Linked DNA regions of Mus musculus: region 1 is linked to region 2. A link is a loop called in an ENCODE intact Hi-C map of the cell type or tissue named here. Cell type or tissue: left cerebral cortex. All regions are shown on one strand.

The links. Hi-C counts contacts between places; a loop is a spot of excess contacts. Peaks named below come from ENCODE experiments on the same cell type or tissue, not always from the same donor. Only the 100,000 strongest peaks of a DNase experiment are listed, where the experiment ranks them.
Region 1: a loop joins it to region 2, with 4 times the contacts of the local background. A loop is called at or near these places in 25 of 42 quality-filtered maps.

What each region holds. Positions count from the first base shown.
Region 1 is chr10:60,415,853-60,423,852 of GRCm38, reverse strand. Cdh23 (cadherin 23 (otocadherin)) reads left to right here. Exons shown (of 71, transcript NM_023370.3): 22 at 2,695-2,807; 23 at 4,041-4,148. It also overlaps a transcript of Vsir not described here. Among named protein-coding and RNA genes, the nearest start is that of Gm17455, 20 kb to the right of the region's middle. In left cerebral cortex, CTCF peaks have their summits at 4,033 and 5,549 (motif pointing left); DNase peaks (open chromatin) are centred at 5,544 and 6,680.
Region 2 is chr10:60,683,887-60,691,886 of GRCm38, reverse strand. It overlaps Cdh23 (cadherin 23 (otocadherin)), which reads left to right. Exons shown (of 71, transcript NM_023370.3): 2 at 4,784-4,994. It overlaps Gm51803 (predicted gene, 51803), which reads right to left and starts at 4,730. Exons shown (of 2, transcript NR_165484.1): 1 at 3,310-4,730; 2 at 2,645-2,914. In left cerebral cortex, a CTCF peak has its summit at 4,182 (motif pointing right); DNase peaks (open chromatin) are centred at 4,222, 4,557, 5,846, 6,245 and 1 more place; H3K4me3 peaks cover 1,535 bases.

The sequences.
Region 1 (8,000 bases), 270 kb after region 2:
AGTAAAATGGCTACCACATAAGCCCTTGCCTGCCTTGGGAAACTCTTTCAATCTACTGGAAGAAAAGAATCTGTTTCTGAGAGGTGAGAGTTTCACCTATAGTTTCTTCATTGTGTGTGCACGCATGTGCATGTGTGTGTACATATGTTATGCACGTGTGTGCACGTATGTGTGTATGTATGTGTGTACATGTGCATATAAGTGTGTATGCAGGCATATACAGTATGTATGTGTGTGTATGCATGTGTGCATGTGTGTGCGCCTATGTGTACTTGTGTGCATGTGTGTGTATATATGTGTGCATGCAGGTGTGTATGTATGCATGTGTGTGTGTATATGTGTGTGCATGTGTATGTACATGTGCATATGAGTATGTGCAGCATGTGCAGTGTATGTGTGTGCATGCATGTGTGCATGTGTGTATACCTGTGTGTATGTGTGTGTGTGTGCATGCATACATGTACAGTGTGTGTATGTATGTGTGTGCATGTATGCATGTGTGTGCACATGTGTGTATGTATGTGCATGTGTGTGTGTGTGTGTGTGTGTATGCGTGTTTCAGTACATGAAGACAGGAGGCTGTTAGGAGTCCTCAACCACTGTCCATATTAGTTTTTGAGCAGAGTTCCTCACTGAACCTGGGGGACATGGAGCTCACTGATTCAGCCACCCTAACCAATGAGCTCCAGGAATCCTCCTGTTTCCACCTTCCCCACAGCTTTGGGGTCCCAAGTACATGCTGCCTTGCCAGGCTTTAACACGGGTCCTGGGATTGAATTTGTGTCGTCACGCTTGCAGAGCAGGTCCTTTACTAATGGGGCCATCCCCTAGCCCCACCCTTTACCTTTGTAACAGCTCCAAAGGGAAGGCAGAAGGCGTTCTGGGCCCCTCCCTTCTGACCCTGAGAAAACCAAAGCTCAAAGAGCTTCAGCCTCCTCCTGGGGACATGCATTCCAGGAAGGATGTTACAGACAGAATTCACATCCGGGTCTTTGTTCTCCAAGTAGAAGCCCTCCCTGGTACCACCATGGGCAGGGGTTTGTCCTGGCCATAGCGATGTGCCCAGCTCTGCTGGCCACGGCTGCTCTGGGAGCACCATGGTCAAAGCCCTGGCATCAGTGACTTGATTTGGTCCTGGTGGGAGTCTTTATACCACGGAAATCAACAACCGACTTTTGTTCTCTTTGGGGAGCTGTCTGTCAAACACTTGCAGGTACAAGACTACCAAGTGGTCTGGGAGATGGATGGCTCCGTTGGAAAAGAGCTTGTCATGCAGCCTGAGGGCCTGAGTTCAATTCTCAGAACTTGTATAAAACTGTCAGGCATAGTGGCACGTGCTTGTCCTCCAGTGCTGGGGAGACAGACACACGGATTCCTGGGAATCACCAGCCACCCTGCCTAGTCTAAGCAGTTAGTCCTGTGTCCCAGTGAGATGCAACACTCAAAGTTGTCATACACATGACAACATACACATGTACATACGCACCAAGAAGCAATAAAAGGGCTACCTGATGTTCCAGTGACACAGAAGAACAAAGGAGAGCAGAACACAGCTGACAGAAATTGTGGTTTATTTTAAATGTATCTTGTTTGCACACTAAAAAGAAAGAGAGAAAGAGAGAGAGGGAGGGAGAAGGAAGGAAGGAAGGAAGGAAGGAAGGAAGGAAGGAAGGAAGGAAAGGGAGGGAGGGAGGGAGAGAGAGAGAGAGAGAGAGAGAGAGAGAGAGAGAGAGAGAGAGAGAGAGAGAGAGAGAAAGAGAGAAAGAAAGAAAGAAAGAAAGAAAGAAAGAAAGAAAGAAAGAAAGAAAGAAAGAAAGAAAGAAAGAAAGAAAGAAAGAAAGAAAGAAAATTTCTGCTGGTATTATTATACCAATGATGGGTATAGTATGACTGTTAATTCAGAACTCTATAGGCTTGCACACTGTAGGCCCACACTCTGTAGGCTCTCACACTGTAGGCCCACACACTGTAGGTTAGGACACTGTAGGATCGCACACTGTAGCTTATACACTGTAGGATCGCACACTGTAGCTCTCTCACTGTAGGTCCACACACTGTAAGCTAGCACACTGTAGGATCACACACTGTAGCTCTCTCACTGTAGGCTTGCACACTGTAGGATCACACACTGTAGCTCTCACACTGTTGACTTGCATGTTGGGGCCTGAGCCACAAGCTATAGCATGTGTGAACTTCAGCCTGAGCTGTGCCCGCCTGCCACTGGCGACTGTACTCCCAGTGTCTGTAGCCTAGATAGAGCTTGGGCCTATTCTGAGGATTTCCATGACATTAACTAAACGACCCCCACAATAGCCCTACTGTGAAACTGTCCTGTCACAGTTCCCTTTGGGCAGGTATGGAAACTGAGGCACAGGGGACGGAAGTAACTAGAGTGAGCTGGTAAAGCCAGAAAAATTACATCATACCTAAGCCAGAGGTGTTTGTGAGTGTGTCTGGTGCTAAGTGGCCCTCCTACTCTGCCAGCCCCTGCCTCGTTGTGGGGTACTGTCACCCAGCTCTTAGGCCCCCTCTGAAATGCAGCTGCTTTCCCCTTTCAGGCACACAGATGGGCCCAGAGTAGTTGCAGAGGCCATAGTCGCATGACTGGCCAACTGTGGCTTGCAAGTATATCTCTACGTCTATTTCCTTCTCCCTGCATGCCCCCATTTACTTATCCACCTGTCTGTCCTATAGGAGAAATCACCACCACGTCTCTGCTGGACCGAGAGACCAAGTCTGAATACATACTCATCGTGCGTGCTGTGGATGGCGGTGTGGGCCACAACCAGAAAACTGGCATTGCCACAGTGAGTACATCCCTACTGTCCAGGTCCCTCCTCCCTGCTGACCAGGTCCCTCCTCCCTGATGACCAGGTCCCTCCTCCCTGCTGACCAGGTCCCTCCTCCATGCTGACCAGGTCCCTCCTCCCTGATGACTAGGGCCCTCCTCCCTGATGACCAGGTCCCTCCTCCCTACTGACCAGGTCCCTCCACCCTACTCTTCAGGTCCCTCCTCCCTGATGACCAGGTCCCTCCTCCCTGATGACCAGGTCCCTCCTCCCTGATGACCAGGTCCCTCCTCCCTGATGACCAGGTCCCTCTTCCCTGCTGTCCAGGTCCCTCCTCCCTGCTCCCCTTCAGTTCTCCTTCTCAGGCCTCTGGGTACCATGTCCTGAACCAGCGTGAGACACTATAAGGTGGTATCTGCAGACAGTGGCCATGGGGAAAGGAAGGCCTTGCCTCTGGGACACAGGACACCCAGAAAAGCACAATAGAATAATACTTCCATGCTATTCCAAAGGCCCAGCAGAGTAGCAAGCGGCAGAGGACATGAACCCCAAACTCCTCTCATGCTCTCCAAAACATCTAAGCAGAAGCCACACTTCCCGAGGGACTGGCCACTGCCCCACCTACAAACACCTATAGTGCTGAGTCTCCCTGCCTCTGAGAAGGGAAGGCCCAGGGTCCCATCAAGGCCGCCTCACCACAAAGGAGCTTCGGGAGGAGAGTGGGAGCCTGGTGGCAGAAGGGAGAGCAGGGACAGTGAGGAGCACAAAGGGGCCCTGAGACAGAAACACCCACAGTGGGGTGACCTGGTGCTTCAGCCACATCCAGTCCCCCTCCCCACATTGTCCTGGGCTCCCTCGGGAGGCCTCTTGCTTCACCTTGCTCCATGGTCCTTGCCCACCTGGGAAAGCTGCCCCATTCTTGCCACCAGAGGAACTGGGAAGCTCAAAGGATCCTCTCAGGTCCCCAACTGGGGGTGTGTGTCATCTTTACCTCTCCCAAGACCAAGTGGCTGAGAGAAGTCTGGATTGCAACGAGGATTTCAGATACCATATCTGTTCTCTGGCTCCTCCTAGGACAGCACCTACACTCCCTCCTTGGGACCTAGCCCCACCTTGCCCTTGACAACCTAGGCTCTCCTTGAAATAAGGTGACAGGCATAGTGATTGGAACTGAGACCCCTGCATGCCCCCCGCCCCTGCCCTTTGCCCTTGTCAGCCATCACGGACCACAGCGCCCCTTGTGGTCCACAGGTGAATGTCACCCTCCTAGACATCAATGACAACCACCCTACCTGGAAGGATGCTCCTTACTACATCAACCTGGTAGAGATGACACCTCCAGACTCTGATGTGACCACGGTAAGTAGAGGCACAGCAAGTGCCAGGCAACCTTGCCATGGTGGGTGAATTCCCCCATGATTCCCCTGGCCTGCCAGAGACTTGGTGTTTCATTCCAAGCTGGTTCATGCCCTTTACCACTGAGGCACTGCCGTCCTTGGCCTGGCTAGTTCTGTCCCACGTCATCCTCCCAGGGCTACCTCAGCATGGGGTTGAGGCTTACCCCAGGAATTCTCTGGCAGAGGATGCCTGGTGTTCGCCCCACATCCTGTGTGCACCTGCTATGTCCAGGATATGACTTAAAACAGGGATAGGAAACACACCAGAGACGCTGGGCCCCAGGCTGGAAGCTGGCTTGCAAGAGCAGGAGAGGCCTGTGGCCCACTTGCTCTACCCAATTCTCAGATTCACATTTGTATGCCTGTCCTCCCCTAACCTTTGAACTCCATTTAGCCCTATCGGGGAAAGGTAGTCCCCACATGTCTAACCAACGGCCACCGGACACTCCTGTGTTGGACACGAACTCTGACAGCTCTCAGTAGTCCTGTTGACTGAGTGCCTGATCTGTCCGTCCTACACTTCCCCAGGAATGCCTCGTGAAATCTCTCTTTCTCAGGATACCTCCCCCCACCCCCGACAGCAGGACTCAGAGCTCAAGGCCCCAGAACCAGAGAGAGGTAGTGTGGGGCCTTGTACTCAGGTCTGCAGGCTTTTCAGTAAGGATTTAGAGCCCACCTGACCCAGCCCTTGTCCCTCTGTAGACTCGCGGGATACCTGGCAGAGCCCTAGGCTCTGAAGAACTGGAGAATCCTATAGATTGGGGCAGGTTCAGTGGCTTTGCATCAGGCTCTGAGAACCTGCTCCACCCACACCTGGTACCTAACCTCAGGGTTCTCACGCAGCACTGCCGTGAGATCCTGAAAGAGATGGGCTCTATCTGGACCAGATAGGGAGAGTAGAAACCGGGAAGGAAGGAAGGAAGGAAGGAAGGAAGGAAGGAAGGAAGGAAGGAAGGAAGGAAGGAAGGAAGGAAGGGGAAGGAAGGAAGGAAGGAAGGAAGGAAGGGGAAGGAAGGAAGGAAGGAAGGAAGGAAGGAAGGAAGGAAGGAAGGAAGGAAGGAAGGGGGAGGGGGGAGGGAGGGAGTGAGGGAGGGAGGGAGGGAGGGAGGGAGGGAGGGAGGGAGGGAGGGAGGGACTGAGAGGGAAGGGGGTGTGGTTATCCAGTGCTTCCACGTGTTCAAGATCTGAGTGGTCCTCAGCAGTTCATCCTGTCCCCTTCCTGAGAATCCCAAGCAGCAAGACAGGGCGGATGATCTAGAATGCATGGGTTTTCAAAACTGGGGGCTATAATTAGAAGTCTCTAGCTGAGGTTCTTACAGGGGTTCTCTAAGGCACTGGTCCCACAGCACTCTCTGCTGCCACCTTGTGGGCACCCTGGTGCAGGCTCAAAATAATCTCCAGGTTCCCAACTTGGGATCCCAAGAGTGGCTCTGGAATGCCCACCTCTGAACCACCCATCTGTCACTATGTTTCTGGAAAATTCCTCTCACGAGAAATTGAGAGCCAAGTGATGGAGGTCCTCTATAGGGGGCTAGGGGTGCTCTCTAGACTGCAGAAGCCTTCAGCCACCAGGGGCTTTGTGCTAGAACTTTGTGTGGAGGCTCTGCCTCCAGAGGGGCCTCATGTCATGCTCTCCCCAGACTCACCACTGGCTCCCGTCTTATCCAGCATAAAAGCCGGAGTCAGGGTGGAAAGATGGCTCAGTGGTGAGAGTGTCTGCTCACAACACTTCATATTCATATTGGTTGGGACTGGCCCTAACCTACCTTCCCATTCCTACCACACACGTACGCGCATACAGGTGCTCACATATGTGTTAACAAAAACACATCTACATTCACATCTATCCTATATCCCATGCACCTGAAACACACATATATTAACACATATTCCCAGTACTCATAGAAAGCTGGTCAGGGCTTTGTACCCAAGTATCTATATCCCCAGCACAATGACTGGCAGGCACGGGATTGCTGGAGCTTGCTGGCCACCAGCCTAGCTCCCGCTTCAGCAAAAACCCTGTCTTAGGGAAATGTGTCAGAGCGTGGTAGAGAAGGACAACTATCCTGCACACACACATACATGCGCACACACACAAGCACATGCATACACACACACATGCACCCATACATGCATGCACACACACACACTGATAGCCTACAGGACCCATCTATCGTTACCTTGAGCAGCTATGTAGGCCTCAGGCAACATGGCAGACACAGGGCTACAGTCCTGAGTGTCTCAGGAAGAAGACAGCAAAATCAAAATTAAAAGTGTGTTATATTAAGCAACTGGCAAATGTAATATGCAGCTTTGGTATCGGGAAATGTAGAGTTTGTAGATGTTTAATTACACAGAAAGGCAAATTCTAGGTTAGATTCTCTAGATGTAAGAATGCTCCAGAACTTGGTAGAACTCCAGGTTGCATGTGATAAGTGCCAAGAAACCAAGTGGCTTACTCATTAATTAAGTTGGTTACAGAAAAGTCATTTCAAGATGAATCACCATAGAAATGCTTTAAGTTTCATAACCCCTGAAACACTGTGAGCATATTGTAATGCCTTTGACAAGGCCCCGGGGCCTGGGGTCTCCCTGCAGCCCAGGTGAGGCAGGGCTGTGGTTAGGCACAGGAAAGGCAGCTGTAACAGAGAGTGGTTAGTGAAGAGCCAAGGAATAATAAGAAAGCAATGCTGGCTGGGACTGGCCTGCCTCGTGACCTACCTTCCCACACCTACCACATGCCTACACATACATGAACTCCCATATGTGTTAACAAAAATACATCTACATATATATCTATCCTACAATGTCATTCACATGCATGCACATATAGTAACACATATATACACATATGCGCATGCATGCACATGCGCACACACACACTCACACACTGACCTTTCCATTGCTTGCACACTCACCTCTCCCTGACTGAATACTGACGCATCCCCCACAAGAACTCTGTTTCCTGACCTCCACCACACCTGCTCCCTCCATCCTAACTTAACATGCCACCTCTGAGTAGCTCACTGTCCTCTGCCACCTCATACTGTCTCCTGAGAAATTCCACAGTCCGGGCTTATCTGTTAAATTACCTACATATAAGGAAGAAGTTAGCTTAGTGGATAAATAGGCAGCCTCTGGCATCAAAGGACCTGCGTTCTAATTCCAGTGACACCAGTCATCAGCTCTGTGGCCTTAGGCAGGTTACTGACCCTCTCTGTGTTCCCTCCCACTCCCTAGAAAATGGGGCTGGTAAGAGTCTCCAGTTGAGACTGCTGTGGTCAGATCTTGCAGGTATATGTGTGTGCTGTGCTGTGTATATGTGTAAGATATGACCACCTCAGCTGTCAAACCTTGCGCTCCACCTTGCTTGGGTCAGAGTCTCCTGCCGTTCATCACCCCGTTCTCCAGACTTATCTGGCCCAAGAGATTCTAGGGGTTCGTCTGCCTCTGCCTGCATCCTGCCCCAAGGGTCTGGCATCACGTGCCGGTGCTGTGTGCTTTTGCTTCTGGTGTTTATGTGGGTTCTGAGGATTTGAACTTGGGTCACTGGGTTTGGGTGGCAACTGTTTTGCCCACCAGGCCATCACCCCAGGTCCCTGTGTTGGGTTTTGATTGGTCGAAATGCCAAAAGCACTGAGACCTGGCAGCCGCCGCCACCAGCAGTCTGTCTGTCTGGTTCACTGTGGAGTGACAGCCTGGCACACCCCAGCTGAGCAATATCTCTCCAGTGCTCAGTGTTTACGGCTGTGTTCAGCTGCTGGGATGGTAAGCTTAGCCCCATCTCCACTCAGCCTCTGGCTGTGTCTGTACT
Region 2 (8,000 bases):
CTCCCAAACCTGCTTCTTTGAGAGCTGAGTTGCTACAGCTGCGCCCGGCTCTGTGGGCCCACAAAGCTAGTACAGGCACACACGTGTCAGTTTTATGGTGGCAGGGGCCCTCCGGGAGAGGGACGCAGTCTAGGGACCCAACAGGAAGTAGCAAATGGGGCCTTGCCAGCGGAAGGATGACAGTGAGGTGGGCGTCAGTGTCTGTGGTGAGGGGGCAAAGGCAGTAGCGACAGAGGAGGGTTGGCTGCGGGTGCTCACAATAATGGCGGCGGCCCCAAGCCGAGGAGAGGCTGTTGCGCGTCGTATTTATGGAGTGCTCTCGTGTAGACTTTTGCTTTTTACCTGAATGACAGTCTAGGGTGGTGGTCAGAGGGACTCGGGGCTCCTGTGCCTGTTTACTGAGGCTCAGGAAAGATGGCTAAATCCCAGGCCCACTGTGGTAGCCAGCAGGAGTTGCCTCCTCTAGTTTGTCCCTCTCCTCCAGAGACAGCTGTGTAGTGGGAAAGGTCTTTGAAGGCCACCATGCCAAGGTCCAGCCTATCCAGACCCAATGAACTAGACGTTTGCAACAACAGATCTCGGCCCTCCTTTTTTCATTTCCTCCTTTCTTCACTTCCTCCTTCCAGTGTTTCTTATCCTGCTGCCCCCTCCCTTCTTCTCCACCCTCCCTTTCCTTCCCTCTCCTCAATCTCACTGCATCCCTCTTTTCTTCCAGCCCCGCCCCTAGCTCCACCCCTGCAGTCTCATTTCCTCCTCCTCCCTTCCAGCCACGCCCCCAGCTCCACCTCTCCAGTCTCATTTCCTCCTCCCCCTCCCGCCCTCCCCACTTTGGTCCCATTCCCACTCATTTCTCTCTGCCTTCCCACACCTACTTCCCTTCCTTAGGTCATGCTGTCATGCCTAAGGAAGAAGTGTGAGCGAGCCAACTGAGCTCTTGGTGTGTCCAAGAGGCAAACACACCTCAACAGGCCAGGGATGGAGCTCCGTGGTAGTTCATGGAGGTAGGATGTAGGGGCCTTATTTTTTATCTCTGATAAGAAGAAAACATGTCTAGTTGGGATATGTCCCTTTCTCCAGGAAGCCAGCCAGAGCCACCCGGAACTGGGCACATTTCATCTTCCCTTCTCCAGCCCAGAGTCTGGCTGGAAGCTGCTGCTGGTAGGAGAGATAGCTACAGGATGTTTGGGCAAGATGTCCGTGTGTGAGGCAGCTGGCCACAAACCTTTTGCCTTTGCTTTTCTCCACCTGAGTTTTGAAAACAAAGTGACCAGGTCACTGGGGCCACATTTGTCATAATCACTAGAAGATATTTTAATCACACTGAGTAGGGTACTTGTGCTTAGTACCTCTCCCCAGCTCCCACAAACACCTGGTGCTGCTTCTGGTTTCGTCATCTACGGAACTTCGAGATGCTGCCGTACTCCAGGGCGAACAGCTGTCCTGTTTCCCCCCAGGGACAGCCCACATGCTCACCTCCAGGCTTCACATACAATGTTCCTGCCATCTCTGCAGGCTGTACTCAATCCATAATCCTCCTGCTTCAGCATCCCAAGTGCTAGGATTGTAGGTGTCACCACATCTAGCTAGACTCAGCTTTTCTCTTTTACCTCTGGCTGGAGGTTTATAGCGCTTCTTACTACCATCGAGCTCAGGGGCACCTCCTTAACCCTTTGAATCCCCAGATCGTCCATTGTGGGACAGATGCTTTGAGTCTGTTACACACTCGAAACTGCAGGCTGACCACGCCCTGACTTTCCTGGCATAGGGTGAGCATATGAGGGCTGCTTGGGCAATCAAGGTAGGTGCTGAAGAGGCCCTATGAGCAGAAGCAAGGTGCCAAACTTCTGAGAAGGCGGTGGTTTCCTGGAGCTCTGTCATGTTTCATTCCCATGTAAATTGGCCCAAGACAGAATGGGAAGTCACAGTTGAAAAGGATGCCACAAAGGGCTTGGGGTATAGCTCAGTGACAGAGCACCCACCGAGCACATGCAGGGTCTTAGGTTCAATCCCCAGTACCACAAATAGGTTGGCAACTAACCAGAAAGCTTTAGTGGTGGAGACCTGGAGAATACGTTCATTTTATGAAGAACATGAGGTCTTTGAGGTCCATTGTCCCACCACAAAGCATCCAACTGAACAGACATTGGAGCCCAGGTCCCCTGACTCCTGACTTATCTAAAGCTGAGACGCCAGGATACCCAAGAGCACTGTCTCAGTTTAGCTGCCCAGTGGCCTGCCTGGCTCAACTCTGTCAGGTCACTGACCCTTGTGCCCTCTGTAGCACATTGTGAGGGGGTGGGTATGGGGTTCTCCTGCTCTCTTCTTCATAGAGGCTGCCTCTTGAAAGCCCCCTCAGAAGCCAGCACCCGTCATTGTTGACCACGCCCCCCTTCCTCCACTTGAGCTTGAGGACACCTCTGTCAATGGCCTCTGGCAGCCTTGAGATATGAGTGAGTGTGCATACATTGGTGTGCACATGCATGCGGTTTTTCTCAGACACTTGAGCATCTCCAGTCACTGAGGTACCTTTGCTCCCCCCTCCCCCTGAGGATTTGGAGAGTCAGGGGTTTGGATTTGCCAGCCATGCAGCACATAGCATAAAGGAAACCCCAAAATACAGAGGCTTGTCTGCATTGTCCTTGGATGTTAGTGTTAATAAAACTTTATTTACAAAAATAAGGTGACGGGACAGATTGGGCTGGTTAGCAGCCATTTGATCCTTGTCCAGGAGCACATGGCTTTACAGCATTTGACAGTTATTGTTATTCATGATGATGAGGGTTTGTGCACATGTACCCTGGTACCTGCGGATGTCAGAGGAGGGCATTGGGTCTCCTGGAACTGGATGTCGCAGGATGGCATCCAGTGTCGGATGTGGGTGGTGGATGCTGGGAACAGAACACTGGCTGGTCATCTGAAAGAGGAGCAGCCCGGGGAAACATTATCAGTGAAGCAGTTCTGTCCCTGTTGCCCAGCCCAGGGTCCCTTTTCCCAGCTAGATCAGATCCTGCCTTCCCACCCCCACCCCTGTCCCCAGGGATCTGTTTGAAGTATTATTACTCTTAGGATAAAGACTAACCCCTGCCTGGGGATGCAGCTCAGCTGCAGATCACATGCCTAGCATGTCCAAGGGCTCGATCTGCAGCACCTCAGAATGAGACCTCAGATGAAGGCTAGCATGCCCACCAAACACCCTCTACCCTCACCATGTGTGGTCCCTCACTGACCTTTATATATACATCAGCTCTTTCTCACCACAGAAACTAGCACACGCTGTCTCTCCTATCTAACCTTCCTTCTGCCTTTTACCTTGCCATGTTTGTCCGGCTCTCTTCTCTTTCCCAGGTGCCATTGACTGACTCTTCTTTGCCTCACCTCTGTGTTCCTGCAACCCTGCAGGCTTATCTAGCAAGCACCCAGGGCTGCTTCCTGGGACTTTCTCCTTGAGTCTTTGAGAGAGTCATGGAGGTGTCGCGATTCTGGCTATATTGTTACTTGTTTATATGCTTCCCTGAACTGGTTCCTCTTTAGAGGGTTTCCCTGAGGCGGAGAGCCATACTCAGACTATTTCAGGAGCCAACACATGGTAGCCAATAGGAATGAACGAACAAATGAACGAACGAATGAATGTTAAAAGACTGGAGCTCTAGATTCACAGTTACTCTGGTACAATTCCTGTCTCCATCCCTGGCAAGTCACCGACCTCCCTGAAGCAGCCTCTCTGCCAGAAAACCTGGGTTAACCTCAGGACCCAGCAGAAAGCTGTGCTGAAGGTGAAATGAGTTGAGGCCTAGACCCTGGCTCCAGGCAAGCAGTGTCAATAAGCTGGCCAGTAGTGGGACCAGTCCATTTAGCTAGGGAAGTAAAGTCGCCCGGTGTTCCTTGTTAATCTCGTTGTCCAACAGCTCGAAGGCTGTCTGCTAGGCTGGCAAGAAGGTGGAGGAATCTTCCTTCAGTTGCTACCGAGGGATATCCCATGGGTCTAGGTACCGAGGGATCTCCAGGGTGTCTTTGACTCAGGGCCACTAGTTTCTAGTATCAGAGGCAGCCTGGGTTGCAGAGTCGGAGGGGCACAGGTGGGCCCACAGACTTGAGGCAGGTGAAGGCGAAGAATGGCAGCGGTGGCCAGTAGCGACCGGAGGAACCTTTCAGCGACTCCGGGAGCAGAAAGGGGGCGCTTAAAGCCAACAGATGGCGCGGCCTCACCTAGGCGGTGCGCCTTCCTGCTTCCCGAGAGCGTTGCAGCCTCAGGCCTCGGCTCGGAGCAAGCGGGAGGCTGCGGTTGGATCCCGGACCTTTGCGAGATCACGAACACGCAGGAACAGCTCGGGCACGCTCCCAAGGCTCGTTTTTTTCCCCCCTGTCTCCCTCCTGCCCCTTGAGGGATTCCACTGGCTGCCATAGCAGCCAATGTCATGGCATCCGCGGCCAGTGCAGGCACCTTCCCATCTGGGCTCCCTGCTGGGGTCAGGGTCACTATCGGACTGGCGACGGGGAACGGGGTCCGGGGCTCTGGGTGAGACGCGCGGGCGCGGGCGGGCGGAGCTCGGGCGCTGCGAGGGGAGCGCGGCGCGTCAGGAGGCGGGGACTGGCGCGGGGCCGCGCGGGGCGGAGGAGCGAGGGAAAGTTGATCGCGGACTTGAGCGGCGGCTGCGGCTCGAAGCAAGACACGATGCATGGCCCGGGAACACGTCCCACAGCAGCCGAGCGCTGAGCTGCGCAGCAAAGAGCGGGCCCCGGGGATGGAGCACACTAGTCCTGAGTCCCCGTGTGCTCCGTGTAGGGCAAGCCTCTTCTGATCTCGCGGCGCGTCTGAAGTTGCAGCCAGCGAGCAGTGAGCAGGGATCGGGCGGCCGGAGTGGATCCCAGAGAGACCTTCGCGCCGGCAGCGAGAAGCGGCGGTGGCCAAGACTGGAGCAGGTGGCCCGTGGGGGCAGAGCCGGTGGCGAGCAGATCCCGAGGCGCGGCGCAACGCTGCTCCACCTGCGCACACGGTACCGAGAGTCCCTCGCCGCCTTTCTCTCCCCATCCCCTTGCCTTCTCCCAAGCCTAGCGCCCGCTGCGTGCCGCCAAAGTTAGAGCCCTGGGGCCGCGACCTCAGCCGGCAAAGCCACTTGTTCCCGGAACGCGGCGAGCGCCCGGGTCTCCCCTCTATCCCGCGTCCCGTTCCAGCCCGCGGCTGGACGCGCGGCAACTTTGATTCCCGGGAACTCCAGTTCCCTATGTGTTGGCCTTGGTGAGACGCGCACCACCCGGAGCCCCGTTTCGGGACCGCGACATTCGCGGGCTTCGCTCTTCGTGCAGCTCAGAGGGTCTGGGTCTAGCTAGGTTGAGAGAGGTGTTGGGAACCATCCTGTCCCTTTTGAGCTCAAGGGCCCTTTTTGGAGAGGGGAGGTGGGGTGTGGCACCTCCACCGCAGGGGTGGGCAGCGGCGCTGGAAGAACTGAAGTCACGTAGTTCTCATCCCTGCTCACCTTCCTAGGCCCACGGGAGACCCCAGGGGACTTCTGGCCACCTTTCCAGTAGTGGTAGCTCTGGGTAGAAGCGTCCCTAGCAGCGATGGGAGCCGCATGCCTCTCGAGCTTCGCTTTCCGCGCCCCGGGGCTGGCCGGCCTTGGGTAATGTCTACTCATCTCCACAGCCAGCCCTGGGAACACTGCCCCTGTTGTCCTCGCAGGTCAGGCTGGGTTTCGTGCAGATCCCGCGCATTCTAGGGTGGTGGCGAGGCATCCGCCCGGCATTCATTCCTTCTTGCCCAGAGCGAGAACAGAGAACCAGTACCTCCGCGAGAGGCAAGTGGAGATCCTGTGCCCTTGGCCACTGCGACCCTGGGCCGCCTCCCGCCCCCCACCTCTCCGGCCCTGGCGTGGTCACACCTTGGTTAGAAATTAGCCTTGCAGGAGTAGTAACACGCCCACGCGTCCCAGAAAGCGGACACGCCCATTCTGCACACTTGGTCCTCTCATCCAGAACAGACCTTGGCCCTTATCCGCCCCCCGCCATGCAGCCCCTTAGCAAACGCCTGCTGCCCCAATCTGGGTTTTTTGAAATAACCTGAAGGGACAAGAGGATTATTTGCGGGGACTGCACGAGCCAGATTCTTGCCCGGAGAAGAATCACGCTGGGAGTGGGGGTGGGCTTGTGGCACACGGTTGGGGCCAGGTGCGAGGTGGTGATGAGTCAGCCCACGGTGGCAGAAGCTGCTGGGAGAAACGAACGCTTGGCTCCTGGTGCAGGGGTAGGCGCAATGCGGCCAGCACCTATGGGGGTGGTAGGACCAGATGTCACTGCCAAGGAGGGGTGGGCAAGGGACACCTTGGCCGTGGGAATAGAAGAGGCCTGCCTGTCACACAGAGAGATAGAGCACGCGGTGTCTGCAAAGGCACTACTAAGCCACTAGTGTGAACAGAGCTTTTACCCAGGTGCTGGAGGCAAGCATTTGAGGGTGGTACCCTGGCCCTGGCTGCACCCCCATAGTCACGTCTGTCTCTGCCTTCCCCAGCTCTGTCAATTGGGCCCGTCACAGCTGCTCAATAGATGGCCTGCAGGGAGGTTATGGCCACAGAGAGTTGGGGTTCTCTCTCTGTTAGCACCCCTTCCCCACAAGCCACCTTGCCTGTCATGCCATCAGATGCGCTTCATTTCTTCCAATTCACTATTACAAAGGCTACTTTGCCAAAGTGTATGTAGATTCAAAACGCCTCACCTAGGAGGTGAAGGCCTAGGAGAATCTTGGAACCCAAGGGTGGCCTGTGGTGTAGAACCTGTACTGGGGGTGGGGGGACCCTGTTCGAAATGCAGATCCTCTGCACCCCAGCCCAACCTCCAACAGATCAAGGCCTTGTATCCTCTAAGATTCTCCAGCACTTGGCAGGCTGCTAAGTTTGTGCTGTGGTACACAGAACCTTCCAGGACATTGGAATAAAATGTGGATGAAGCTCTGCCCTGGATACCGATGTTAGGGTTGGGCAGCCCCTGGGGCTGTACCTTTGGATGTCACAAGAGTGTCTGCATTTGGCCAGCTTTGAACAGATATAGAGGGCAGTCTGTCTTTCTGTGCAGCGTAATATATTGCTCTGTTTGCTGCGGCCAGGAGGAGGTGGGCAGTTTTCTGGAAACTGGATGCACAGGCCCCACCTCCAAGATTCTGGGATGGGTGGGCGCTGTCCTTAGGCAAAAGAACCTGGGCGACCGTCTCCAATCTCAGCTGGCCCACTGGAGATGCTTCTCAGTGAGTGGCCACAGAGAAGGGGCTGCTTAAGAGCCCACTGTGGGACGCATAGGGAGGGAAGGATGCAGACGAGGCTCTGCCTCCAGCAGCCTTTGACCTACCACTTCTACCGCCCTAGGAGAGGTCTCTAGCACTAAGCTGGGAGGCTGGGGGTGAGCATGGCAGCCTGTGCTTTCGAGCCTGTGCCCCCAAAGCTGGCTGAAGCTGAGGTCAAAGGCCTGGCCGGGGCAATGGTGTCACAGGTCTTTGCCAGGATGAGTGCAACTCTGCCATTTGGTAGGGTGGCTTGGTGGTCACCAACTGGCAGAGTCATAGGTCTTATAGGGCAGGATGATTCCCGGTGATGCTGGTGCTGATGCTGGTGTTGGTGGTTCCCATTCCATCTCAAATCCAGCTGATTCCAGCCAGTCTAGCGTAATGGTCTCACAATATTCTTGGGCTGTTGGGTTGAAGAGACCCCATGTTCTCCCATATAAAGGCAGTTTTATAAATGAACTCAGCTGCCTTTGAACTGGTTTATTTCTTATTCAGTTATAGGGGCTTGAAGCACTTTTTTTTTAAAACCCTTGCAATCTGGTTCCTCTTGGTGCTAGGTCCTATTTGTCCTTTAGTAGCTGAGCAAGGTCAAGGTGGACCTCCCCAAGGGATGGGATAATTCAGGATGGGAGTATTTGGCCCCTGGTGGATGAGGCCATGCTTCCACAGGTCAGGTGGGTGATTCTGACGCTGCAGGTGCCTCCTAGTCCGGAAGTCTTCCTGGCTTGGTGTG